Regions from separate parts of the Homo sapiens genome. Here region 2 is linked to region 1. Evidence: chromatin loops called from intact Hi-C (ENCODE). Cell type or tissue: sigmoid colon. All regions are shown on one strand.

The links. Hi-C counts contacts between places; a loop is a spot of excess contacts. Peaks named below come from ENCODE experiments on the same cell type or tissue, not always from the same donor. Only the 100,000 strongest peaks of a DNase experiment are listed, where the experiment ranks them.
Region 2: a loop joins it to region 1, with 2.8 times the contacts of the local background. A loop is called at or near these places in 1 of 110 quality-filtered maps.

What each region holds. Positions count from the first base shown.
Region 1 is chr9:92,032,202-92,040,201 of GRCh38, reverse strand. It overlaps SPTLC1 (serine palmitoyltransferase long chain base subunit 1), which reads left to right. Exons shown (of 15, transcript NM_006415.4): 13 at 1,837-1,954; 14 at 5,319-5,392; 15 at 7,644-8,000. The coding sequence ends at 7,737. Among named protein-coding and RNA genes, the nearest start is that of SPTLC1, 79 kb to the left of the region's middle. In sigmoid colon, no CTCF peak of the experiment used is centred here; DNase peaks (open chromatin) are centred at 3,003, 3,891, 4,361 and 4,871; H3K4me3 peaks cover 693 bases; H3K27ac peaks cover 2,025 bases.
Region 2 is chr9:91,893,944-91,901,943 of GRCh38, reverse strand. The region is part of intron 1 of ROR2 (receptor tyrosine kinase like orphan receptor 2); the gene reads left to right. Among named protein-coding and RNA genes, the nearest start is that of ROR2, 52 kb to the left of the region's middle. RefSeq lists enhancers at 2,244-2,857, 2,703-2,997, 2,858-3,472, 6,838-7,420. In sigmoid colon, no CTCF peak of the experiment used is centred here; DNase peaks (open chromatin) are centred at 10, 1,383, 3,073 and 5,013; H3K27ac peaks cover 2,271 bases.

The DNA.
Region 1 (8,000 bases):
GACAGGGTTTCACCATGTTGGCCAGGCTGGTCTCAAACTCCTGACCTCAGGTGATCTACCTGCCTTGGCCTCCCAAAGTGCTGGGATTACAGGCGTGAGGCACCACACCTGACTGAAAGCAATTTTTTAATACTGTGAGAATACATGACCTTTAAAAAAAAAAAGATACTTGATATATGCGTTTAACATGGTCAGAATTTACACAGGAAATGGGTTTTCAAAGTGTATTGCTTAGTTTCTACATTAGTAAAGAACTAATCTAGAAGGTTCCCCCACATTCCACATGCTCAAGATTCCATGATTCAGACCTGTAGCCTGCTTTATTGAGAGATCTAGCATGATATATTTATATTTAAAGAAAGGAGACGCTAATTAATAATGTTCCAAGGGTGATTGGAAGGCCAGGTCAGATGAGTTTCCAGAATTCACATTATTGTAACACACAGTAGTCATTCTGTAAAGGCTTGTTGAGTCCTAAACTGGGAAGATGCCATTGTGCTACCTAGTACTTTTTATTGTCATTTCATTCTGAGGGAAAAACAAATCGTTTTAGGTGAAACAAACTAAATGAAAGGAATCTAAAATGTTTAGCTCAGTTTCAAATAGACATATATCACATTTGTGTCCTAGGAGGTAGGTCAAAAGTCAAATAATATTTGTTGTTATAGGATAAAATAGACTTTAAATGAACCTGACTAGATAGTAGCCGAGATCGTGCCACTGCACTGCAGCCAGCCTGAGTGACAGAGCGAGATGCCATCTCAAAAATAATAATAATAATAATAGTAGTATGACATAGCATCTCATGGCAGCTGTAGTAAAAATACAGGATTAAATTTAATTTAATTTAAAAATACAGGATTTGGCCCCTAAAGATCTATCTTTCTCCTTGAGAAGCTACAGATTTTTGTGCTATTAATCCTAAGTAAAAAGAAAATAATTTTAATCCAAGTAAAATCTAAAACTTAACATGCAAATAAGGACGTTTTTCTATCTAAACATATTGCTGTTAGTCAAAATATAAGGTATGTTTGGTATTTGTTGAGTTTTTCTTTGAGACAGAGTTTTGCTCTGTCACCCAAGCTGGAGTGTAGTGGCACAATCTCAGCTCACTGCAACCTTGACCTCCTGAGTTCAAGCGATCCTCCCACCTGAGCTTCCCAACTAGCTGGGACTACAGGCGCAAGCCACCACACTCGGCCAATTTTTTGTTTTTTGTTTTTGTTTTTGTTTTATTTGTAGAGATGGGGTATAATGTTGTTAATGTTAGAAATCATCCCTGTAATTTATGAGAGACAAAAACTGAAGACATAGATAATAAGCAAGGAAGCATAACATAAACTGTAGTGAGTAGCTTGTGAAGGATCCAGACAGGATGAAAAATAGCAAATGATGGAGCAGAGCCTTCCCTAAAGTGGGTGATGAAGAAGGCCCCAGCAGCAGGCAGTGCTGGAGCTGGGCCCTGGCACATGCAGCCAACACAGGGAAGAACAAACATTGGGGGCGAGGGAGCACATGGCAAGGGAATGACAGGCCAAGGTGGGGCCCAGAGGGCCTGTAAGGAGGCACAGACTCCCTGGTGGGAGGCTGGGGCCATGAGACCCGGTCCTGCACTCAGGAAGCCACATTGCAGGCAGACTTTTTTAGATGAGGAAGCACTGCCCAGAGTGCCTCGTTTCCCTTTCTTTGTTGGAATTGGAATGATGCTTCCCATCAGTCGCAAGCTTCTGTACGTTCACTGTGCCTTGACATTGTGGACTTCTAACATTATTTCTCCGTGAGCGATCTTCAAGCCTGGAAGGGACTTACAGCTGTGTGTGTGTTTCCCTTCTTCAGCATTTCTGGATTAAAAGTGGTGGGGGAGTCCCTTTCTCCAGCCTTTCACCTACAACTGGAAGAGAGCACTGGGTCTCGCGAGCAAGATGTCAGACTGCTTCAGGAAATTGTAGATCAAGTAAGTATCCGTTGACTTGAGGCATCCCCCCACACCACTTCTGCCCTTGCCCCAAGCAATTTTTTAATGTTAAATTTTTAAGAAAAGTCTCTTTGCCCTGAGAGAGAAGAGGGTAGAAAGGAAGATGCTGGTGACCCGCTCTTGACATGGAATCCTAATCCTCCAGGTCCTTCCTAGCTTCTGGCCATGGTAACAGGCAGCAGGCCCTCCCATTGGGTCAATGTGTGGCTCCCTCCAAAGATATTGTGTTTTGTACCACTTTGCATTTAAATATACTTGGCCTCTCCTCTGAAAAATTAGCCTTGCAGAAAACTCACTTGCTCACCATTTTACAAAGCCAGGCTTTCCTATGTGTAGTTGGGGGAGGCATTGTGTGTGGGCATAGCACACATTCCTGGACGGCTGGCTGTCCCCGCAGCACAGCTCAGGGACAGTCCACTCACAGTCACCCTGAAGTCAGGATGCTCTTGTAAACGGAAAGGAAGACCGCTTTTTATAACATACCTAATTTGGGGAGATTTATTTAAATTTCTTTATCTTCCAAAAGTTATTTTACTACTAATTGTCTAAGAAACACATCACCAGGGAAAACTGCTTGCCCCTTTTCATCCAGTAGCACTACCCCTCCAGAGTGCTTCCTGCCCTGGGCACGCGGGTTTACAGTGGTTCAGAGCCAACAGAAGTTTCTTTAAAAGGGGGAGGAAGAGCAGCGGAATAACCTGGGCAGGAAGGACTCAGGACGGGCAGTGGGATGCCACCCACCTTGCACCCCTCTTCCAAGTCCTGGGATGCTGGACATCTGCTTTCAGAAGAATCTGGACTTTTATGTGGGCTGCTGCTGCTCCTTTGAGAAGAATCTGACATATACCTAGTATGTATTTGAGAATGAAAATGGGCATGATTCTGCTTCCTTGTCCAGAGGCTGTAGCTATGAGCAATGCTACTAGGTTTCTGGGGTCATAATGGCAGCTACCACCTGTCATGTGCCTTTCCTAGGCCAGGCCCTGTCCTGAGCCTCATCCGCCTAGACAGCCTCTCAGGCAGGCTCTTCTAGGCCACATGGCTGTGCAGTATACAGACCGGGTGTGCAGGCAGCCTCTGCTGCCTAGCTGGCTTCAGCTGTCCTATGTCCCAAATGTTTGAGCCACGTAATCTGGAATAACAGATTTGTGGAGAACTTCATAAAATTTGTGGTCTTCTAGAGTCAATTACATTAAAAAATAAATAAAAAGCCCCAGGATCTGAGCTTCCTAAGGAAACATGTCAGATTATGAATGATCAGGCTGGAGCTACTTATCTTGTGAGGTGAGGAAATGCAGCTGATGTCCCCTCAGGCACAACTCTGTGGACATGAAGACTCTCTAGACAGGGAAAAACATCCCACTGCCTGCTTTACTGCCTCATTGTTTGTATTGTAACGTTCCTTAAATACAGACAAACACAAAACTAAGTATGACATCTTTGTGATTAGAGTTCTCATACAAATGGAAAACTAAAACGCATTTATACATTAAATACAAACTAAATGGACAAGCCAGTAAAATTCCCATTCATTTCATTACCTTCATGAGGCAGGTGAATTTGTTTTTTTCAATGGACTTGCCCCAGCGGGACAGCTGAGAGCTGTGTTCACAGAGCAGGCTCATGAGCTGCATGCGCTGGTGTTGGGTCTGAGTAATGGCTCCGCCGTTCTCACTGAGTCTCTTCTCGAACTGCATCAGGACAGTTGTCCACACATGCTTCATGTTGAGGGACAGTTGCCTCCTTCAGATGCCAGTGTATTCATTGCATAGTAAATCCACCTCTGTTCTCTTTTCATTAGATAGCAACAGCTAAAGTCTTACTACTGCTTTGTACCAAAGAGACGCAGAGGAGGACGTGCGAATGAAGCAACTCGGTGTTAAAATACCATGCTTACAGGAATTAGCCACGTAATGAAAGAGGAAACGAAAAGTCTGTGGACAGCTCACAGATCCCAAACTCCTGTCTGTGGGCCTGGTTTGATACTGGCTCTCTTAAGGAAATCCTCTTGAGAGTTGAGTGAGAAGAGAACAATCTGGGGTAGGGAACAGAATACTATCTAGAAACTTCATTGATAGAAAAAATACATATATCTTCCCGCTTCTGTGCATCATCACAGCTTCCATTTTTAAAATCTTCCGAATCTTTTGTTCCACTCCCCTCATCTTTTCAATATTTGAAGGAAAGAAAAGAACCATGCTGCTGTAACTCTTATTTAAGCTTTGTAGATCTGAGAGGCTTTGCCAAGTTTATGTTGAGTTGCTCAACAGGACACTGTTTTTACAAACTGAGCTATTGTTTATAATGTCTCTTAACCAGCCAGGGCTAGAAACAGAGCCAGTCCAGATGTTTGCAGGAGTTCACTTTTCCAAGTACACTTCCAGAGCCTAGAGTCAGCGGGAGGCTGTTGTCATTGCCTAGTATGGTTTTTCCATCTCTTCCTCGCAGCCTACGACGTGACCCCTCTTCAGGCAGATACTTTTACTGCCAGAGACATGGAATAATTGTTCTTTCCTTTACACTGCCCTTTGCTCTGTTGCTATTTTTTTTTAATATAACTCACATACCACATACCATAAAATTCACCCTATTGAAGTATATCGTTAAGTGGCTTTTAGTATCATACATTCAGCAGGTTGTGCAACCATTACTATCTCATTCCAAAACTTTTTCATCACTCCAGAAAGAAACCCCTGTAGCCTATTACCTTGCTCTGGTGTTTGTGCTTTCTTTATTTTAGTAGAGATTGTTTTCATTTTTTCTTAATGTTGACAGATGGTTAATATATAGGAAAGCTGGGTAAAACTTTGTTAACGCCAGATTCTGCAGTGCCCAGTGGCACCATGCCCAGATGCCACATGTGGACATCGTTTTTGCTAATATCTGAAGTGCAGTGGTTTTTCTCTGACGCAGTTCTACTGGTGGTGGTGGTCATAAGTCCAGCCTGCAGGACTTTGCTCGCACCACTTCCTCATGTGCTAACTCTGCTTTGTCTAAATGGTAGTCACTAGCTAGCTATGGCTGTTTGAATTTAAACTAAGTGGAAATAAGAAAAGGTGCAACTGTGACCTCTCAGTAGCACCAGCCATATCTCCGTGTGCTCAGCAGGCACACAGGGCTCATGGCGACTGCTGGGCACTACACAACAGAGGTATTTGTCATTGCAGAAAGTTCTGTGGACAGTGCTGCCAAGGTGGTGGTGTAGTATTTTGGTGATATCTTCTAGCAATTATAATTGGAAAAGTGAATTAAAGCTACCGTTGCAGGATTTCAGCGTTCCCCCAGTTTAATTACCACCATGTCTGAAGTCCAGGTTGCAGATGTCTTCTTTTTCTTCCTACAGTGCATGAACAGAAGTATTGCATTAACTCAGGCGCGCTACTTGGAGAAAGAAGAGAAGTGTCTCCCTCCTCCCAGGTCAGTTGACGTTAAAATATGACCTTATTTTTTTCCCCTACTCTGAGCTCTATGAAATACGTTATCTTTTGAAAAATTTTGAAAGACTATCATAGGCTATGGAAGAATATCTGTCATTAAAATATAGTACATTACCTGTCTTCTGCTCTTAAACTAGAAGTTTCTAAAATTTTAACTGAAAAGCTCCCAAGGACTCACTGAGTACCCTCTCAGTTAACTCAGAGAAATGTCTGGGAGCCCAGCAATGAACTTGGGCAAACTGAGTTTCCATCAGCTCATATCTGCCACATCTGAAAGGTGGCACATGCCACACCAGGAGTTCCTGCCACAAGGACCGTCCTGCAGGGAAGATCGGCAGTGTGGGGTGGGGGTGGGCATGCGCCTCTGCTGCTCCTTCAGTCAGCAACACTCAGTAACATTTGAGAAAAAACAAGCAACAGTGGGGAAAATGTACAGCATCAAGAAAAAACACCAAAAGTGAAAGACTAATGTCTTACTTTTAAGGAGACTGGATTCTGTTCACAAAGCATATACGAGGTAGTCCAAGGAGTTGGCCATCCCACCACAGCACTGGGCCAGGCAGTCACAGCAGGGGGCATGGACATGGTCAGTTCTGCCCTGGGGCATTGCTCAGGCTTTTGAGAGCAGGCGATGTCTACACCAAAACTAGAGAAGTGTGTGTGTCGGGCATCCTGTGGGCATCGTGGCTTTCCATCAGATGAGGTGGTGTGTGCTTTGCTCAGGGTTTTCAGTGGCTTGGAGACCTCCAGGTTCATCTGGGAGTACAGAGTGCAAGCCGCAGAAGAGCTGGAGAGAAGGGTCCTGAGGCCAGGTGCCAAGTCAGGGAGGCTGCAGGAGAGCCCACTGGGGAGTTTGAATGCTCTGCCGGCCCACAGTGCCAGACCAGGATTTGGAAGATCACTCTGGTAGCAGCTCAAAGCACCTTAAGGAGCCTGCCCTTTTCAGCCAGGTGCAGTGGCCCACACCTGTAACCTCAACACCTGGGAGACCGAGGTGGGCAGATCACTTGAGCCCAGGAGTACAAGACCAGCCTGGGCAACATGGTGAAACCCCATCTCTGTAAAAATTAGCCAGGCATAGTGGTGCACGCCTGTGGTCCCAGCTACTTGGGAGGCTGAGGTGGGAAAATCACCTGGTTCCAGGAGGTCAAGGCTGCAGTGAGCTGAGATCACTCCATTGCACTCCAGCCTGGGCTGCCCCCTTCATTTTTTATTGCACTCATCCAAAGGTGTAATCCTACATCCTACGTTTACTTGTTAGTAAGACCGTAGGTGCATGAGGACGGGAGCCGTGCTGGTTTTGTGCCCTCAGGACTCCATGCACAGCATAGTACAGCTCAATAAATATGTGTCAAATGCATGAAACAGATGTTTACAGATGAACTCTGGGGGACAGAGGTAGCATTGTCCTTTCAAGCTATTATTTCTTTGATTTCCTGAAAACTTGAAAATTTCTGCCATGCCTTAGAGTATTACAGAGCTTTCACATTGCTATTGACATAAATACGAACAATCAAACTGTCGTTGATTTGAGAAGGATGGAATTCCTGCTTTGTGCCTGGCACTGCCTGAAGCAGTACATGATGGACAGGATGCTATTTCCCAGCTTCTGAGGCAGAGCCCACGGAAACTCACTCTGACTGGGTGTGCACTGGTGTGGTGTAGGCCGAGGCCTTCAGGCTGCAGATTCCCTGCCGCAGCAACCCACCTGCCACAGTAGTGAGAAAGTGACTGTGGGCAGCAGGTACATGAATAGACAGGCCTATTGGGAGGACTGCCAGGAGAGGTTTGTTTACAAAAATAGGCAGTGGATTTGGCTCTCAGGCCATATATGGTTGACTGTGAGTGCAGTTCCTCACCTCACATAGATAATTCTTTTTTCTGTTTGTTTGTTTTTGGTTTTTTTTTTTTTTTGAGACAGAGTCTCACTCTGTTGCCCAGGCTGGAGTGCAATGGCGCGATCTCGGCTCACTGCTAGCTCCGCCTCCCAGGTTCACGCCATTCTCCTGCCTCAGCCTCCCAAGTAGCTGGGACTACAGGCACCCGCCACCACACTGGCTAATTTTTTGGTATTTTTAGCAGAGATGGGGTTTCACTGTGTTAGCCAGGATGGTCTCGATCTCCTGACCTCGTGATCCACCTGCCTTGGCCTCCAAAGTGCTGGGATTACAGGCGTGAGCCACTGCGCCTGGCCCACAAAGATAATTCTTTGTGTCCTTTACTGTTCTCAGCATTCGGGTTGTGGTCACGGTGGAACAAACAGAGGAAGAACTGGAGAGAGCTGCGTCCACCATCAAGGAGGTAGCCCAGGCCGTCCTGCTCTAGGCAGAGTCCCGGGACCATGGCCTCCTGCCACACAACACGCAGAGAGGACTCAAGACTCCCGCTGGCCATGGAGTGGCCTGAAAGAGAGCAAGAACATGTGGATCTTTGATAGGATTGTTACCAAATGGTGTCAGTATGGACCAATTGTGTGACCATGAGAAGGATGCTTATTTTTTTTAAAAAGAAAACACATCTAAAAGCCCAGGAACTGATTTTTTTAAGAGGAAAACTAATGACAGTGTATAACTGATGTTTAAATTGTG
Region 2 (8,000 bases), 140 kb after region 1:
CAGAATTGAGGGTAGGCCCCCCCACCTACACCTGGCAAAGGTACAACTGACTTTTCCTCACACAGTAGCTATGGAAAAATAAACAAAGCTCCTTTTTATTTTTTGCTTTTTTTTTTTTCAGAGCACTCTTTTTTTTTTTTGAGATGGAGTCCCAGGCTGGAGTGCATTCGTGAGATCATGGCTCGCTGCAACCTCCACCTCCTGGGTTCAAGCAGTTCTCCCGCCTCAGCTTCCTGAGTAGCTGGGATTACAAGCGCATGCCACCATGCCTGGCTAATTTTTGTATTTTTAGTAGAGATGGGGTTTCATCATGTTGGTCAGGCTGGTCTCAAACTCCTCACCTCAGATGATCCGCCTGCCTTAGCCTCCCGAAGTGCTGGGATTACAGGTATGAGCCACCACACCCATCCCAGAGCACTTTTATTTTTAACCCCCTGTAGAAGGCAGATAATGTACTGAGCCCACATTTGAAATGACGTGAGCCTTTTCTCCTGTTGGAAAACAAAGATCTTAGTTCTAAGTGGGTGGGAAGATAAGCCAGTGAGGAAGGACACTGTTGGTTTGATTATACTTGAGGCAACTAGTAAACTATCACTACCTCCTAGTTATTGGTGTTTCATGATATCCCACAGGTATCAGAAACATTCACAAACTACTGACATGCAGATTTGCATTTCCCATGGGTACAGTTGGAGATAGTCTAACTTATACTAAATATGCTGTATAATTTATGTGTTATACATACCATGTAACATAGTATACCTATTTATAGTATAGTTTGCATTTCAGAAGAATATAGTTGGGCTGTCAAGTAACACAGTTTTACAAGACAGTTCTTTTCTCTAGTTGAAGGATGGTGGAGTGGAGGGGGATTCTGCCCGACCTTCCTGGCTCTGGATTCAGTCTGGCTGAGCTGAGGGGCCCCTTGTGCAGCTTCCTCGTAGTACACATTAAAAACCCTTCAGCTTAAAAAACAATCTGCCCAGAAAAGGGATTTATAGTCCAGTATCTGATTAAACGATGTGTGTTTCAGTTCCCAGAACTTTGCTTCCTAGTTGCTCTTTTTAATTAATAATGGATTTCCTTCTTAAAAACAGATGTGCATTCTTGGCTTATTATTTTTTTCCCTTCAAGCTGGAACCTATGCCTCTGTTTGCACAGAATTGAGGTGTGAAGTGGGTCTAATGGTCCTGACAATTTGAAGGACTTTTAAGCCTGTGGTTTTGTGACAAGTGCTGACTCTAGGTGGGAGTGGCCTTGGCGGCCCAGCTGCCCCCAGTCCATGGAACCGACGTGCCCCGCGAGGAGTCCTCTCCTGGGGCCTGTCCTGGTTCACTGTCAGCACTCTCTTCCAGAAGCTTGTCGTTTTCCCGCCTCCTTGGCTGCTTTTGAATGTTCTGGATGCCACGCGGTGCCTTCCTCATTTCTTGTTTCCTGCGGGTCCCACGTGCAGGCCCGGCGCCCTCGTGTCCCTGCCAGCCTCTCTTGCTCCAGGCAGCCGGAGGATTGCCCCGCGCCGCCACCGTTCCCTGCGTGGGGGGGCCTGCGCCAGGGTCGGCTGCCTGCTGTGCCTCTCAGCCGCTGTCATTGACCATCTTGTGCGGGAGGCAGCTGGAGGACTTGCGTCTGCCGTCTGCCCTTCCTGCAGCCCCTTGCGGCGTCCAGTTTGCTTCTGCTTCTGCGCTTGGGCCTCTGGATGCGAGGCTGCTGGGGCCCTGCCCCCCACCCCCTGGCGGCCCTGGGGGACCCGCTGCATCCTGAGCTTATCTGGGGGCCTGCCCAGCACTGGAGGGAGGCTTATCTGGAGCCCTGCTGACTTGCTGTCTGTCAGTTTGCAGGCTTTAAAACTTATCTTACTGGTGAGTGCATCTAGTGGGTTCCAGGCTGGCATTCTTTTGGTCTCTAGGTACTTATCGATTAATGTTTTACTAAATTATCAAGCCTGCATTCACAGGTCAAATGTAGATTTTATACTTTAATAAACTTGGGTCTCATATTCCTAGTTTCCTGGTGGATGTATGTGTTCGAGTGTGCAGATGTGTTGCATATGTAATGTGTATGTGTGTGTATGCACAGTGCACCTGTGTGTGTGTGTTTGCGACCAGTTTCCTGGTGTATGTGTACGTGTGCGTACGTGTGAGTGCATGTGGGGATTGTGGCGCATGTGTTGTGTGCACACGTTTGTGTGTGAGTGTATATGTGTGTGCTTGTGTGTAGATTCCTGGTGTGTGTGTCTAAGGGTTGAGGTGTCAGGCAGAGCGTGGGGAACTCTGAGGAACTTGGTCCCAGCTGCCCCCTCCTCCCCATCTTTCTCCTTGGGGACGGAGGAGGCTCTGTTCTCTCCTGCCCACCTGCTCAGTGCCAGTTCCCAGCTCTCCTGCTGCTCAGCTCTTAAGCAGACCTTTTTCCCCAGGTGTATCTGCCTATACCTCTTTACCCCATGTGTGCACCTGAAGGCACCGGGACTGGTAGGGTGGTGTTCACATGCAGCACACAGGAGGGACACAGGGTTCCATAGTCTCCTTTGACAGAAGAGGAAAGAGGCCAAGCAGGGGACATTGACCTGGGGCCCCACACATGGTATAAGTGCTGGGTCCTGCTCTGTCTGCTGCTCCCCAAATATTTGCACAACTGCCCAGCCTCAGCTGTGGCCTGGTGTCTGCAGTCGCCCTTTGCAGAGGCTCCCAGCAGATAATGCCACCTATTTGCCTCATGAGTTCCTGTGCATTTTCTCCAAGATACACTCCTGCTCTGCCATCCCCCGCACCCCCTGGGGGCCCTTTCCGGTCCATGTGTTTCTGGAGGACAGAGGTCAGGCCGGAGTCAGCGGAACAGGAAGAGGCCACCTGGTGGGCTCAGGCAGCTCTTGGCGGCTGTTTGTCCTGACACACGTGCTGAAGCGGGCTGCCATTTCCGCTGCCCTCTCTGTTTGGAAAGCAGCCTCTGCTGTTGCTTCATCAGAACAGTATCAGAGTGAAGACCAAGAAGATGCTCAGGCCACGTGGCATCGGGTGTCTGAGGCTTCTTCCAGTTTCCTGGAGTTACTGTGGCCTTGCTCAGCTGTGTGCCAAGCGTGGAAAGCACCTGGTCATGCCCGTTCTGGAGGCAGCCGGGCCTGCCTGCCATCATGTGTTGCTCTGTGCTGCGTCTCCTTCTGCACTGGGGCTGGAGTCAGCCTTGTGACTAATAGTCAGGAGAAGGGTAATCTAAATTCAGCTTTGCAAACAAGATTGTCCTTTTAAAGTCCTGTGAGAGTTGGTGATTTACGGGCATCTCTGGGCAGATGCCCTCCTTGCTAGCATTTCCTCATTGTTCTCATTCCCTGGGGAAGTGGGGCTCTGTGTTGTGCTGGCCACCTGGCTGTACGTTTGTCTTGCCCTTGAATGGGAACACTTTGTCATGTATAAATCACACCTCCATAAAGTTGTCATGAATAAAGGGGTGGGGTTCTGTAGGACGTCTTGGGGTTGTAATCCTGGCTCTCCAGTGTGTTTTTTGGGCAGATCATTTAGTATCTTGGGTCTCAAATGTCCATCTCTGAAACGGGGACACCACTTCTCTCCCCACAGGGTTTTGTGAGGTTTGGGGCATGGGATATGCACCCAGCACTAAGCACAGTGCCAGCCACATGGTGTTATCCAGATGACAGCTGTCGTCACTCTGGGCTCTTAGTTGGCCACAGGTCACCTTTCCTCCGAGGGAAGTTTGGGATGGAAGTGGTTAGAAAGGCTCTGGACACAAGACTCATTTGCAGAGAAGGAACCAGATAACGGATGCTTCACTAAATTGGCAAAGCCACTTGAGACTTTCTTTCCAGAACCGGTGACCATGAGGGGATCAGTGATTGTAGACAGGCTTGTGGGAGTCAGAGAGGCCCAGGGGTGTGGCCCGAGGGGTTCTCGGGGTGTGTGGACCCCGCCGTGGCAAGGTCAGGATGGAGCCTGTGGGTGGCCCGTCTGGTGCTCCTTCTCCCTTCCTCTTCAGTCTCACCTTCTGTGGCTCCAGGCAGGGGGACTGCACTCTCTGTCCACATGTCCACCTTCCTCACCACACATCCTCAGGTGGATGCAATGATACACACAGGGACTCCCTCAGAAGCAGACCCGTCCTCAGGGAGGGAAGTCTTGGTGACCGGGCCTGGGCTGCCTTTGGAACTTTGGTGTGGACATCCCACTTATTTCTCTTGAGTGTTTTTATTTAGAAAGAAGGGTGAGGCTTGGAGTGAGGCAGCCTCCCCAGGCCCCTTTGTGAGATGCCCCTGGGCCTGGAAGCCTGTCCTCAGCCCACCTGTCTTCTGCTCCACAAGCTCACCCCACATCTTAGGCTCGCCTTCACACCTTTGGCCAGGTGGTTCCCCCCACCTGGAATACCCCCCCACCCACTTCCAAATCCTGTTCTTTGGTCAGAGCATCACCCAGTATCACTTTGTTCTTATGACAAAATTTTCCTAAAGCCATGGAAGGTTGTACTAACTATTGACATTATCACCAACCCCATGAGACTATTATTATAACGTTTACTAACCACATAACTTTTGGCAATGCCTTAGAGGAGAACATGCCAGAAGACCTGGATCACCTTCTTTCCTCTGTACAAGTGGGATAGGCATGTCTTCCCTGCTTCCCCTTTGGGATTATTTTGGCCTAAAACAAGAGACCATGTTTGATTTCACTTTGAAAATTAAATTGTATAAGTTTAATTGCTAATTTTAATAAGTAGCTTGACTATCAAGTTTAATGGGACTCGAAAACTCCCAGCCTTTCCCTTAATTTGGGAGCAGTTATTCTGATCACAGTGCTGTGTGGGGAAGGGTGGGGCTCCACAACCCACCCGTGCTTCCTATGCACTTACGGGGTCTACGTGTGCATCCAGCTGCCAGTGCTGCATTGCACCGAACACGGAAGAGGAGCTTTCACGAGGAGCATGGGCCTTCCCCTTCCTTCCCTTTGCTCCCACTCGCTCTTTAAATGAGCTGTGTTACCGGGCAGAGAGGACTTAGGGAGAGCAGCCGAGGGCGGTGGAGCCCAACGGTGTTTGCTGGGGCCTGGCCAAGCAGAAAGCAGAGGCCTGTCAGGAATGATTAAAGAGCCCAGTGTTGGAAAAGAACAGGCCTTTATGTTGGTGGTAAAATGATTAGAAAGTAATAAGAAAAATGCAGGTTTGGACAGAACATTGTTTTGTTTAATCAGTTCTAAGCCCAAATGAAAAAAAAAGTGCCCTTAGAAGTAAGTTTAAAAGGGATTACAACATACATGTGAACATTTCTCCCATCTAGTTTATGAGTTTAAACTTTAAGGGGAAGGGGGCAGATAAGTCTCTTATTTCTTGGTGTCCAGTGAGGCAATTTCTCTAATGGGAACCAGAAGCAGAGAGAGTAAGAAACATGCTGATGTGAGCAGGCACTTTTGAGGTATAAGAAACTGTCAAGTGATTATTCACACTTCTGTTGGCTGCGCAAAATCCGGATATGGTGAGATCTTTCCAGAAGCCGAAGGAAAAACCTGGAATCTGATCACCTTGTGAGGAGAAATAGGGATCTGAGGAGAATTAATTCTGTTGTTTTTAAAGTGGTGTTTCTGAAGATAAACTGGATGAGGACAGCATTGTGGGGAAGCGGGGGAACCAAGATTGCATCTTTGATGTTCAGCCAAGACAGAGTCAGGGCTACAAATATACCCAGTGGAGCGGCACTGGCAAGGAAGGACACGCAGTCTAAGGAGAGATGGTCTAGGGTGATGCTGCTTTTTCATCTTCACAATATTGTATGCACTGCGTGAATTTCTCTTCTAGAGGAAGGAAGACAGATTTTGGAAAACTTTTCCAGTAATGTGTTCTATGGATTTCATCCTTTTTTGCAACATTAACCTTGGGCATTTGTCAAAGATGGAGGCTGTTTGAATATTTTTGAAAGATTGTGACATGGGCTCAAGTTTTCTTGATACACAAGCAGTCTCAGCTGCCACAGGTGTCTGGTGGGAGGTACTGGCACGCGGGTGACATGGAGGGACCTTGGCTTCCCTGTATCACCAAATGCCTGAATTACCAATTAAGAGTAGAGTCATTTTTTTAAATAGATTTATGTATTTCTTTTTTCTTTTTTGAGACAGAGTCTCGCTCAGCCGCCCAGGCTGGAGTGCAGTGGCGCGATCTCGGCTCACTGCAACCGCCGTCTTTCATGTTCAAGCGAATTCTCCCGTGTCAGCCTCCCGAGTAGCTGGGATTACAGGCATCTGCCATCATGCCCGCCTAAATTTTGTATTTTAGTAGAGATGGGGTTTCACCATGTTGGCCAGGCTGGTCTTGAACTCCTGACCTCAAGTGATCCGCCCGCCTCAGCCTCCAAAGTGCTAGGATTACAGGCGTGAGCCACCGTGCCTGGCCTAAATAGATTTATTTTTTAGAACATTTTAGGTTCACAACAAAATAGAGATGAAGGAACAGAGAATTCCCATATTCCCTGTAACCTGCCCAACATCCCCTACCAGAGTGGTGTGTTTTCTACAGTTGATGAACCTATATTGATATATCATTATCACCCAGAGTCCATAGTTTACCTTAGGGTTCACTTTTGGTGCTGTATGTTCTGTGGGTTTGAACAAATGTAAAATGATATGTGTCTACCATGATAGTATCATACAGATATTTTTCAATGCCGTAAAAATTTTCTGTACTCCACTTATTCATCCCTTCCTCCCCAATCCCTGGCAATCACATGACTCCATAGTTTTACCTTTTCTAGATGTCTTATAGTTGGAATCATATAGTATGTAGTTCTTTCAGATTGGATTCTTTCATTTAGCAATTGGCATTTAAGTTTGCTCTATCTCTTTTCATGGTTTGATAGCTCATTTCTTTTTAGTGCTGAATATTTCATCCACTAGATGTACCACAATTTGTGTACCCTCTTACCTGCTGAAGGACATCTGCTTCCAAGTTTTGGCAATTATGAATGAAGCTGCTGTAAATATCCTTGTGCAGGTTTTTGTGTGGACATAAGTTTTCATCTCCTTATACCAAGGAGTGTGATTGCTAGAACATAGGGTAAGAGTGTGTTTAGCTTTGTAAGAAACCATCAAACTGTCTTCCTCAGTGGCCGTACCATTTTGCATTCTCATGAGCAGTGAATGGGACCTCCTGTTGCTCCACATCCTCCCAGCATTTGGTGTCATCAGTGTTTTGGATAGGAGGAACTTTCAGGGGAGAAATAATTAAGCATACTGAAGGAACTGGAAAGGACAGAATTCCCCTCCACTCTCAAGAATAACAATGGAAATGCCCAGGGCATCTGATGTTTAAAACTATAGTTCTGGGCATATTTTGGGCACTCACAAGTTCTCTGTGAGAATGTTCAGTTTAAACTCATTGTGTTTTTGCACAGCCAACAGAAGTGAATAATCACTTGACAGTTTCTTATACCTCGAATGTGCCTGCTCACATCAGCATGTTTCTTACTCTCTCTGCTTCTGGTTCCCATTAGAGAAATTGCCTCACTGGACACCAAGAAATAGGAATTTATATGCTCCCTTCCCCTTAAAGTTTAAGCTCATTATGTTTTTCTCCTCAATGGTAATCTAAAATCCGTGTTAATCAGTTAGCAGACACACATGTTATGATGCCAGGGGAGATCAGATGAGGCTGAGGCCCCTTGTGCAAACGAAGGTGGGGAACAAGGGACCCAAGCATTGGCATGTCTGAGAGAAGAGACTTCTTGGTAGAGGGAGTGGCCAGTGCAAAGGCCCCGTGGCTGGAGCAAGCTTGGTGTGTTCAAGGAAGAGCAGGGGCCAGTGAACCTAGAGGTGGGTGCTGGGAGAGTGACGGGGCTGGAGTTGGGGAGCAGGGACCAGTCACAAGGGCTGTGTAGGCCACAGTGAGAACTTGGATTTCATCCTGTGTGCATTGGGAAGCTTTTGGAAGGCTTTCAGCAGGGGAATGTTGTGACTTAGTTTTATGCTAAAAAAAACACCCTCTGATGGGTACAGAGTTTCAGTTGTGCAAAGTGA